Linked DNA regions of Homo sapiens: region 2 is linked to region 1. Evidence: read pairs that join two places in POLR2A ChIA-PET (ENCODE). Cell type or tissue: CD4-positive, alpha-beta T cell. All regions are shown on one strand. Links, peaks and the distances in the headings refer to the core of each region. The heading gives the core; the rest is flanking DNA.

Evidence for each region. ChIA-PET counts read pairs that join two places held together with the same protein. Peaks named below come from ENCODE experiments on the same cell type or tissue, not always from the same donor. Only the 100,000 strongest peaks of a DNase experiment are listed, where the experiment ranks them.
Region 2: POLR2A ChIA-PET joins it to region 1 with 5 read pairs; 2 of 35 experiments call an interaction of 5 or more read pairs at or near these places.

Annotation. Positions count from the first base shown.
Region 1 is chr20:34,992,296-34,997,659 of GRCh38, forward strand. MYH7B (myosin heavy chain 7B) reads left to right here. Exons shown (of 45, transcript NM_020884.7): 25 at 807-930; 26 at 1,039-1,175; 27 at 1,851-2,106; 28 at 3,041-3,283; 29 at 4,051-4,227; 30 at 4,318-4,463; 31 at 4,788-4,878; 32 at 4,956-5,345. Among named protein-coding and RNA genes, the nearest start is that of MIR499B, 4.5 kb to the left of the region's middle. In CD4-positive, alpha-beta T cell, for the core only: no CTCF peak of the experiment used is centred there; no DNase peak of the experiment used is centred there.
Region 2 is chr20:35,158,632-35,163,995 of GRCh38, forward strand. All of the region lies in intron 5 of MMP24-AS1-EDEM2 (MMP24-AS1-EDEM2 readthrough), which reads right to left. Among named protein-coding and RNA genes, the nearest start is that of PROCR, 11 kb to the right of the region's middle. In CD4-positive, alpha-beta T cell, for the core only: no CTCF peak of the experiment used is centred there; a DNase peak (open chromatin) is centred at 2,990.

The DNA.
Region 1 (5,364 bases), core at 126-5,125:
GAATGGCCTGAACCCGGGAGGCAGAGCTTGCAGTGAGCAGAGATCGTGCCACTGCACTCCAGCCTGGGCGACAGAGCGAGACTCCGTCTCAAAAAAAAAAAAAAAAAAGAATTTTCCCCCAAATGTTTCTTCAGTGATAGGGTACAGCATGTCACCTTCTACTAATATTTTTTGCCTTTAAAAAAATTTTAAAAATAGTGCATGCCTTCTGTAAAAAGCCTCTTTAAAAACTTAATGAATGCATTTAAAATCCCCCCAAGGTTGTGTTTTTTTTTTTTTTTTTGAGACGGAGTCTTGCTCTGTCACCCAGGCTGGAGTGCAGTGGCAGGATCTTGGCTCACTGCAACCTCTGCCTTCTGAGGTTCAAGCGATTCTGCAATTCTTCTGCCTCAGCCTCCCGAGTAGCTGGGATTACAGGCGCCCGCCACCATGCCCCACTAATTTTTGTGTTTTTAGTAGAGATAGGGTTTCACCATGTTGCCCACGCTGGTCTTGAACTCCTGGGCTCAAGCAATCCACCCGCCTTGGCTTCCCAAAGTGTTGTGATTATGGGCGTGAGCCACCGCACCCAGCCAACCCCCCAGGGATTTTAAGTGGAGTGTCCCTAGTGTCCCAGTGTGGTGACGCATCCCTGGCCCCCTTGTTTGGCATGTGCCCTGCTGGAACCTCTGCACCAGCCTCGGAGAGGCCCAGGAACGAGTCCCCTGCTACCCACACGAGCCTCCTCAGTCCCTGACTTCCCCATTCTCAGTGGCCTGTGCCCCATACCCAGCCCTCTCCTGACCAGCTCTGCCCTCCTTTCCCAGGTACCGTATCCTGAACCCCAGTGCCATCCCGGATGACACCTTCATGGACAGCAGGAAGGCCACAGAGAAACTGCTGGGCTCGCTGGACTTGGATCACACCCAGTACCAGTTTGGCCACACCAAGGTCGGGGCACTGTGGGATCAGGGCTGGCCATGGCTGTGGCGGTCACACTGGGCAGGGTTCATGCGGATGGTTGGGGGTTACCCTGGCTGTCTACCTCTCCGCCCCCAGGTGTTCTTCAAGGCTGGGCTTCTAGGCGTCCTGGAAGAGCTCCGTGACCAGCGCCTGGCCAAGGTGCTGACGCTGCTGCAGGCGCGGAGCCGTGGCCGCCTCATGCGCCTTGAGTACCAGCGCCTGCTGGGAGGCAGGTGGGTGTGGGAAGGAGGCTGGGGACAGGGTGTGTCCCCTGCCTCTCAGCTCCCAGACCCACTGGCTCTCCCAACCCTAACATGCTGCCCTGTAGTCAGATCAGCCCCTGTGGCTGGTTGGGGCAAGGTTCTGTTCTGTGTCCCCCAGCCTCCATTTCCCCACCTCAAAAAACGGGGTACGGCACTTGCCTCTCCATTTCAGGACATCAGCGTGTGGCCCGGAGGGGTAGCGATGGCACCCAGTGTCTTCCAAGACTCTTGCGGGCCGGGCCCCAGGCAAGATACTTTCTCTGCATTATCCTGGTTAAAGCGCTGACGGTCCTGAGAAACAGGCGCTGTGATGGCCTCCACTCAGCAGAAGGGTGCCCGTGTCAGAGATCCAGAGCTAGCTGGCACGTCAGCCCAGGCCGCTGACTCCAGAGCCCCGTGGCTTAACAGCCCTGGTGTCTTCCGGGAATTGCAGAGGCCACCAGGACATGGGGGGCTCATGAGCCCCTTCACTGGAGGCAGGCCTGTGGGACTGTGGGCCTCCCCTCACCCTCACCTATAAAGCAGAGCTATTAGGAGCTACTCCATGAGGCTGCTGGGAAGGCAAAACAAGTGAACTGTGCTGAGTGTCACCATTTGTGACGGGCAGCACTGAGCCACCTTCACAGCTTGGCTGCCCCTCCCTAGGGATGCGCTGTTCACCATCCAGTGGAACATCCGTGCCTTCAATGCCGTCAAGAACTGGTCATGGATGAAGCTCTTTTTCAAGATGAAGCCGCTGCTGCGCTCGGCGCAGGCTGAGGAGGAGCTGGCGGCCCTGCGGGCAGAGCTGCGGGGGTTGCGAGGGGCGCTGGCTGCGGCCGAGGCCAAGCGCCAGGAACTGGAGGAGACGCACGTCAGCATCACCCAGGAGAAGAATGACCTGGCCCTGCAGCTGCAGGCTGTGAGTCAGGGTTCCCCTTGTGACCGGGCGTCCCCAGCCCCGAGTACCCCTGGCTGCTCTGAGGGATAGTACAGCGAGACCCATGGGGCTCAGGCCTTATGTCTCTCTGTTCCAAAGATGCCATGAGATGAGGCCTCCATGTCCCAGCCTCACCACCCCAAGGCCTCGTCTGGCACGTTTCCTGGCACTCTCCCCTCGTGCCACCTTGGCCTCCCGCTAAAGCAGAGGAACCCCAGCTCCCCAGCTCTCCCCTCCCTGCAATCCCTGAAACCAAACAGACCCATGCTCTCTTCTCTGGTTAAGGGCCATGGGAACCCAGGTGGCAGGTAACAGGGTGATAGCCAGAGAGCACAGATCAAAGGTCTGGAATCTCCCCAGGTCCACAGAGCAAGCTTTCCTGCCTTCGGCACATGGCTTTGTGTATCAATTGTGTGCCAGGCTCAGGCTAGTGCAGGAGGAACGTTGGTGGGAAGACAGAGATGGCCCTGTGGTCACAAAACTCACCTGCTAGTGCAGGAGACTGTGACGCAGCTGGACAGTAAGGAAATGGGGGGTAAGGATACCTGAGCCCTTCCAGGGACTGCCTCCAGGAGCCCGTCCGTGGCTGTGCAGAGGCTGCTGCTGCTCACCCTGCCCCTCGGAAGGCCTCAGCCCAACAGCGGGGCAGTGAGCAGCGGGCTTCCCTCTCAGAACCCTTGTTTGGGCCTCACTCTGGGCCGCCCCGCACTTCTAACTTTCCCCTCTTAATGCTCTGGTGTGTCCCTCTGCGCTATTGCCCTTCCATGCCCAAGAGCGAGTCAAGACATTCCTGAGTTCTCAGAGCACAGCCAAACTTTGCTACAGAGGCAGTTTCCTCTCCAGGGCCTGGCCTGGTGTCTCTCTGCTGGTTTACCTGGCCCTCCCCCAACCTGGCCCCGTTCCGTGTGCCCTCCAGGAGCAGGACAACCTGGCAGATGCCGAGGAGCGCTGCCACTTGCTGATCAAGTCCAAGGTGCAGCTGGAGGGGAAGGTGAAGGAGCTGAGTGAGCGGCTGGAGGATGAGGAGGAGGTGAACGCTGACCTGGCCGCCCGCCGGCGCAAGCTGGAGGACGAGTGCACGGAGCTCAAGAAGGACATTGATGACCTGGAGCTGACACTGGCCAAAGCTGAGAAGGAGAAGCAAGCCACTGAGAACAAGGTGTGGGCCGGGCCAGCTGTGGGGAAGGGCCCTGAGCCAGGGGCCAGCTTTGGGGCCAGGTGGCTGCAGGTCCCACCCCGGCTCTGCTAAGCCTCTGCTTTCTGGCCCTGGGCATGTCACTGCCTTTCCTGGGCCTCAGTTTCTTTATCTGTCAAGTGGGGTTAGCAGCACTTACCCCATTAGGGTAGGTGGTGATGTGTGTAATTGGCCTTTACTGAGCACACGCTCCTAGGCCTTGCACACGGTAGGTGTTTAGCACATGCTGGCAATCCTCATCCATCCCGGAGTGCAAGCCCCTTGAGGGCAGGAACTCCATGTCCCCAGCTCGGCATCCCGCAGGTGACTTCTGCCCTTGAGCCCTCGTGATGGCCCCTGTGGTTCCCAGTGCTGGAGGAGGGACTCCATTACACAGGAGGGAAAGTGAGGCAGGGGTAGGCAGCTTAGGTTCTCACAGGTGCTCACTGAGGAAGCCGGGACTAGGAGGCAGCTGCCCTGAGCACATGCTAATACTGCACATGGCTGGCATCTGTGGATTTCTCACCAGGCCAGGTGTGGTGCTGAGCACTGCGGGTGCATCCACTCGTGAATCCTCATTACAACCCCATGAGGAGGGTCCTTCCCTCAGGCAGAAGCGGTGGAGGCTCGGAGTCAAGTGACTTGCCTGAGTCCCATAGCTGGAAGGGGCACTTGCTCTGACCTGGTGTGGTGTGGTGGCCGCTCAGAGTGCGGGGAAGGGCGTCCCCATTCTGGCCCTGGCCCTGGCACAGGTGAAGAACCTGACGGAAGAGATGGCTGCGCTGGACGAGTCAGTGGCCCGGCTGACCAAGGAGAAGAAGGCGTTGCAGGAGGCCCACCAACAGGCCCTGGGTGACCTGCAGGCCGAGGAGGACCGTGTGAGCGCGCTGACCAAGGCCAAGCTCCGGCTGGAGCAACAGGTGGAGGACGTGAGTCAGGGCCACCCCGAGACTGGGTGGCGGGGCCGGGGTGCCGGCTGGCTTGGGCCATGGCTGACCCCTGCTGTGCCTGCTCTGCAGCTGGAATGCTCCCTGGAGCAGGAGAAGAAGCTGCGCATGGACACGGAGCGGGCCAAGCGCAAGCTGGAGGGTGACCTGAAGCTGACGCAGGAGTCGGTGGCTGATGCTGCTCAAGACAAGCAGCAGCTGGAGGAGAAGCTCAAGAAGTAGGTGTGGTGGGGCAGCAGGTGGGGGCCTTCTGAGCCTGCACCTGGCCCTTGTTCCCTTCTGGATTCTTGTGGTTCCTGCGGCATTGCAGAGGTTAAGGGTGGGGGTTGACAGATGGGGCACTGGGGTGCAGGGGTAGTGTCTTGCCCTCCCTGTACTGAGGGCCCTAGCCAGGGTCCAGGGCTGAGGCCTCAGGGCCCAGTGCAGCAGGTGCATGGGGTGAGGTCCCTCAGGGCCTGAAGGGGACTGGGGGGCGTTATGGGGTCCCAGGCGGGTGGGTGGGAGTTAAGGCCTGTGCTGGCCACCCACTCTGTGGCTCCCAGGAAGGACTCCGAGCTGAGCCAGCTGAGCCTGCGGGTGGAAGACGAGCAGCTCTTGGGGGCCCAGATGCAGAAGAAGATCAAGGAGCTGCAGGTGCGTGGGGATCGGGTGGGTGAGGCCTGGGGTCAGAGGCCCACAGAGGTGACAGCTGCCCCACGTGCCCACCCCAGGCTCGGGCGGAGGAGCTGGAAGAGGAGCTGGAGGCAGAGCGGGCAGCCCGGGCCCGCGTGGAGAAGCAGCGTGCAGAGGCGGCGCGGGAGCTGGAGGAGCTGAGCGAGCGGCTGGAGGAGGCAGGCGGCGCATCCGCGGGGCAGCGCGAGGGCTGCCGCAAGCGGGAGGCGGAGCTGGGGAGGCTGCGGCGGGAGCTGGAGGAGGCGGCGCTGCGGCACGAGGCCACAGTGGCGGCACTGCGGCGCAAGCAGGCGGAGGGCGCGGCGGAGCTGGGGGAGCAGGTGGACAGCCTGCAGCGGGTGCGGCAGAAGCTGGAGAAGGAGAAGAGTGAGCTGCGCATGGAGGTGGACGACCTGGCTGCCAACGTGGAGACTCTGACCCGCGCCAAGGTGTCCGTGCCTTCCTCAC
Region 2 (5,364 bases), core at 277-5,276, 170 kb after region 1:
TTACTATCTCTGTTAAACATTGTACTAGAGGTTATAGCCAGAACAATAAGTTGAAACAAACATTATAAAAATTAAAAAAGAAGAAATAATCTGTCATTATCTATTGGTGCTATGAATATGCATGTAGAAAATCCAAAAGAGTCTAAAAATAATTATTATAACAAACAAAAGAATTTATTAAGGTTGCTAGAAACAAAACTAATGCAACAAAATCATCAGTACTTCTATATGCTGAGAATAAGCACACCATGAGATTTAAAAAAAAATTATTTGCAATAATATTTTTAAAATATGGAGAACTTGACTGGGTGCAGTGGCTCATGCCTGTAATCCCAGCACTTTGGGAGGCCAAGGCGGGCAGATCACTTGAGGTCAGAGTTTGAGACCAGCCTGGCCAACATGGTGAAACCCTGTCTCTACTAAAAATACAATTAGACTGGTATGGTGGTGTGTGCCTGTAACCCCAGCTACTCTGGAGGCTGAGGCAGGAAAATTGCTTGAATCTGGGAGGTGGAGGTTGCAGTGAGCCAAGATTGTGCCATTGCACTCCAGCCTGGGCAACAGAGCAAGACTCTGTCTCAAAAAATATATATACGTATGTATATATGAAGAACTTAGAGGGGAAAACTTAACAGAGGATGGGCCATATGTTCAGAGAGAAAATTATGAAACTCTGAGAGATACCAAAAAAGATGTAAACAAATGAAAAAAATACACCCTATCATGCACTGGATGATTCAATATTGTGAAGATGTCAATTCTTCCCAGTCATTTACATGCTAAATGCAATACCAACCAAAACTTCATCAACGTGATAAAAAAGATTCCAAAATTTAGGTGTAGACGTTCAAATATTCAAAAATAGCTAAGACACTCTTGAAGAACAAAGAGGAAAGGCTTGATCTACAAGATATAAATACATTATGAAATAATACTAATCGAGGGCCAGGCACTGTGGCTCACGCCTGTAATCCCAGCACTTTGGAAGGCCAAGGCAGGTGGATCACCTGAGGTCAGGAGTTCGCGAGCAGCCTGACCAATATGGAGAAACCCCGTCTCTACTAAAAACACAAAATTAGCCGGGTGTCATGGCGTGTGCCTGTAATCCCAGCTACTCGGGAGGCTGAGGCAGGAGAATCTCTTGAACCCGGGAGGCAGAGGTTGCGGTGAGCTAAGATCCTGCCATTGCACTCCAGCCTGGGCAACAAGAGTGAAACACCGTCTCAAAAAAAAAAAAAAAAAAAGAGAAAAAAAAATTTAAAAAAAAAAGAAATAATACTAATTGAGATAATGAGCATTGGTACCAGGTGAGACAACTGGACCACTGAAACAGAATAGACATATTTACTGTAAGTCAGAGATGCCACTGCAGATCAGTAAGGAAAGGCCAACTTTTGATAACTGGTTCTGTCTGGGACAGTGGATATCCATTAAAAGAAACTAATCTTGACCTCCACTTCATACCATACCTCAAGGTGAAAGACAAAACTAAAAAGCTTTGAACATAAACAGAATATCTTCATGACCTTGGGGTTTAGGGAAGGGTTGCTTAAATAAGGCACAAAAAGTACAAACTGTAAAGGAATAGGTTGATAAACATAACCACCTTAAAATTAGGAACTTTTGTTTATCTAAAGACATGATAAAGAAAGTGCAAAGCGGCTGGGCGCGGTGGCTCATGCCTGCAATCCCAGCACTTTGGGAGGCTAAGGTGGGAGGATCACTTGAGCCCAGAAGTTTGAGACCAGCCTGGGCAGCATAGCAAGACCTCATCTCTACAAAAATAAGGTTTTTTAAAAAAAAAAAAACTGTGACGGTTAAACCACCTACTCAAGACTCAGCAATGGTGGATGCCCTACGACACCTAGGTGGCGTAGCCTACTATACCCCTAGGCTCCTTGGTATAGCCTATTGCTCCTAGGCTACAAACCTGTAGAACATGTTATGATCCTGAATACTTTAGGCAACTGTAACACAACGGAAATATTTGTGCATCTTAAGAAATCTAGGATTTGCTGGCAAGATGGCCAAATAGGAAGAGCTCTGGTCTGCAGCTCCCAGTGAGATCGATGCAGAAGGTGGGTGATTTCTGCATTTCCAACTGAGGTACCCGGTTTATCTAATTGGGACTGGATGGGCAATGGGTGCAGCCCACGGAGGGCAAGCCGAAGCAGGGTGGGGCGTCGCATCACCCAGGAAGTGCAAGAGGTTAGGGGATATCCCCCCTAGCCAAGGGAAGCGGTGAGGGACTGTGCCCTGGGAAATGGTGCACTACGGCCCAGATACTGCGCTTTTCCCAAGGTCTTCGCCACCTGTAGACCAGGAGATTCCCTCTGGTGCCTACGCCACCAGGGCCCTGGGTTTCAAGCACAAAACTGGGCGGCCATTTGGGCAGACACCGAGCTAGCTGCAGGAGTTTTCTTTTTTTTTTTTCATACCCCAGTGGTGCGTGGAACGCCAGCAAGATAGAATCGTTCACTCTGCAGGCTGGGCGCGGTGGCTCATGCCTGTAATCCCAGCACTTTAGGAGGCCAAGGTGGGCAGATCACGAGGTCAGAAGTTCGAGACCACCCTGGCCAACATGGTGAAACCCCGTCTCTACTCAAAATACAAAAATTAGCTGGGTATAGCAGTGGGGGCCTGTAATCCCAGCTACTCAGGAGGCTGGGGCAGGAGAATCACTTGAACCCAGGAGGTGGAGCTTGCAGTGAGCTGAGATTGCACCACTGCACTCCAGCCTGGACGACAGGGCGAGACTCCGTCTCAAAAAAAAAACAAAAAAAAAAAAACAGGTTTGTTCAATCCGCTGGAAAGGGGGCTGAAGCCAGGGAGCCAAGTGGTCTGGCTCCATGGGTCCCACCCCCACAGAGCTCAGCAAGCTAAGATCCACTGGCTTGAAATTCTCGCTGCCAGCACAGCAGTCTGAGGTCGACCTGGGATGCTTGAGCTTGGTGGTGGGAGGGGTTGTCCGCCATTGCTGAGGCTTGAGTAGGTGGTTTTACCCTCACAGTGTAAACAAAGCTGCAGGGAAGTTCAAACTGGGTGGAGCCCACCACAGCTCAGCAAGGCTGCTGTGGCCAGACTGCCTCTCTAGATTCCTCTTCTCTGGGCAGGGCATCTCTGAAAAAAAGGCAGCAGCCCCAGTCAGGGACTTACAGATAAAACCCCTGGCCAGCACGGTGGCTCACGCCTGTAATCCCAGCACTTTGGGAGGCCGAGACGAGTGGATCATTTGAGGTCAGGAGTTTGAGACTAGCCTGACTAACATGGTGAAACACCATCTCTACTAAAATACAAAAAAAATGAGCCAGGCGTGGTGGCAGGGGCCTGTAATCCCAGCTACTCGGGAGGCTGAGGCAGGAGAATTGCTTGTACCCAGGAGGTGGAGGTTGCAGTGAGCCGAGATTGTGCCACTGCACTCTAGCCTGGGTGATAGAGTGAGACTCTATCTCAAAAAAAAAAAAAAATCTCCCTGGGACAGAGCACCTGGGGGAAGGGGTGGCTTGGAAACAGCTTCAGCAGACTTAAACGTCCCTGCCTGATGGCTCCGAAGAGAACTCCCAGGACAACATTCGAGCTCTGATAAGGGTCAGACTGCCTCCTCAAGTGGGTCCCTGACCCCTATGTATCCTGACTGGGAGACACCTCCCATAGGGGCCAACAGACACCTCATACAGAAGAGCTCTCGCTGGCATCTGGTGGGTGCCTCTCTGGGACAAAGCTTCTAGAGGAAGGAACAGGCAGCAATCTTTGCTGTTCTGCGGCCTCCAGTGGTGATACCCAGGCAAACAGGGTCTGGAGTGGACCTCCAGCAAACTCCAGAAGACCTGCAGCAGAGGGGCCTGACTGTTAGAAGGAAAACTAACAAATACAAAGGAATAGCATCAACATCAACAAAAAGGACGTCCACTCAGAGACCCCATCTGAAGGTCACCAACATCAGAGACCAAAGGTAGATAAATCCATGAAGATGGGGAGAAACCAGCACAAAAAGGCTGAAAATTCCAAAAACCAGAATGCCTCTTCTCCTCCAAAGGATCACAATTCCTTGCCAGCAAGGGAACAAAACTGGAAACAGAGAATGAGTTTGAAGAATTGACAGAAGTAGACTTCAGAAGGTGGGTAATAACAAACTCCTCCGAGCTAAAGGAGCATGTTCTAACCCAATGCAAGGAAGCTAAGAACCTTGAAAAAAGGTTAGATGAATTGCTGACTAGAATAACCGTTTAGAGAAGAACATAAATGACCTGATGGAGCTGAAAAACACAGCACGAGAACTTCGTGAAGCATACACAAGTATCAATAGCCGAATTATCAAGCAGAAGAAAGGATAACAGAGATTGAAGATCAGCTTAATGAAATAAAGCGAGAAGACAAGATTAGAGAAAAAAGAATGAAAAGAAACAAAGCCTCCAAGAAATATGGGACTATGTGAAAAGACCAAATCTACATTTGGTTGGTGTACCTGAAAGTGACAGGGAGAATGGAACCAAGTTGGAAAACACTCTTCAGGATATTATCTAGGAGAACTTCCCCAACCTAGCAAGACAGGCCAACAATCAAATTCAGGAAATACAGAGAACACCACAAAATCAATGTGCAAAAATCACAAGCATTCCTATACACCAATAACAGACAGAGCCAAATCATGAGTGAACTCCCATTCACAATTGCTACAAAGAGAATAAAATACCTAGGAATACAACTTACAATGGATATGAAGACCTCTTCAAGGAGAACTACAAACCACTGCTCAAGGAAATAAGAGGTCACAAATAAATGGAAAAACAATCCATGCTTATGTATAGGAAGAATCAATATCGTGAAAATGGCCATACTGCCCAAAGTAATTTATAGATTCAATGCTATTCCCATCAAGCTACCATTGACTTCCTTCACAGAACTGGAAAAAACTACTTTAAATTTAATATGGAACAAAAAAGAGCCCCCGTATCCAAGACAATCCTAAGCAAAAAGAACAAAGCTGGAGGCATCACGCTACCTGACTTCAAACTATAGTACAAGGCTACAGTATACAAAACAGCATGATATACCAAAACAGATATATAGACCAATGGAACAGAACAAAGCCCTCAGAAGTAACACCACACATCTACAACCATCTGATCTTTGACAAATCTGACAAAAACAAGCAATGGGGAAAGGATTCCCTGTTTAATAAATGGTGTTGGAAAAACTAGCTAGCTATATGCAGAAAACTGAAACTGGACCCCTTCCTTACACCTTATACAAAAATTAACTCCAGATGGATTAAAGACTTAAACATAAGACCTAAAACCATAAAAACCCTAGAAGAAAACCTAGGCAATACCATTCAGGACATAGGCATGGGCAAAGATTTCA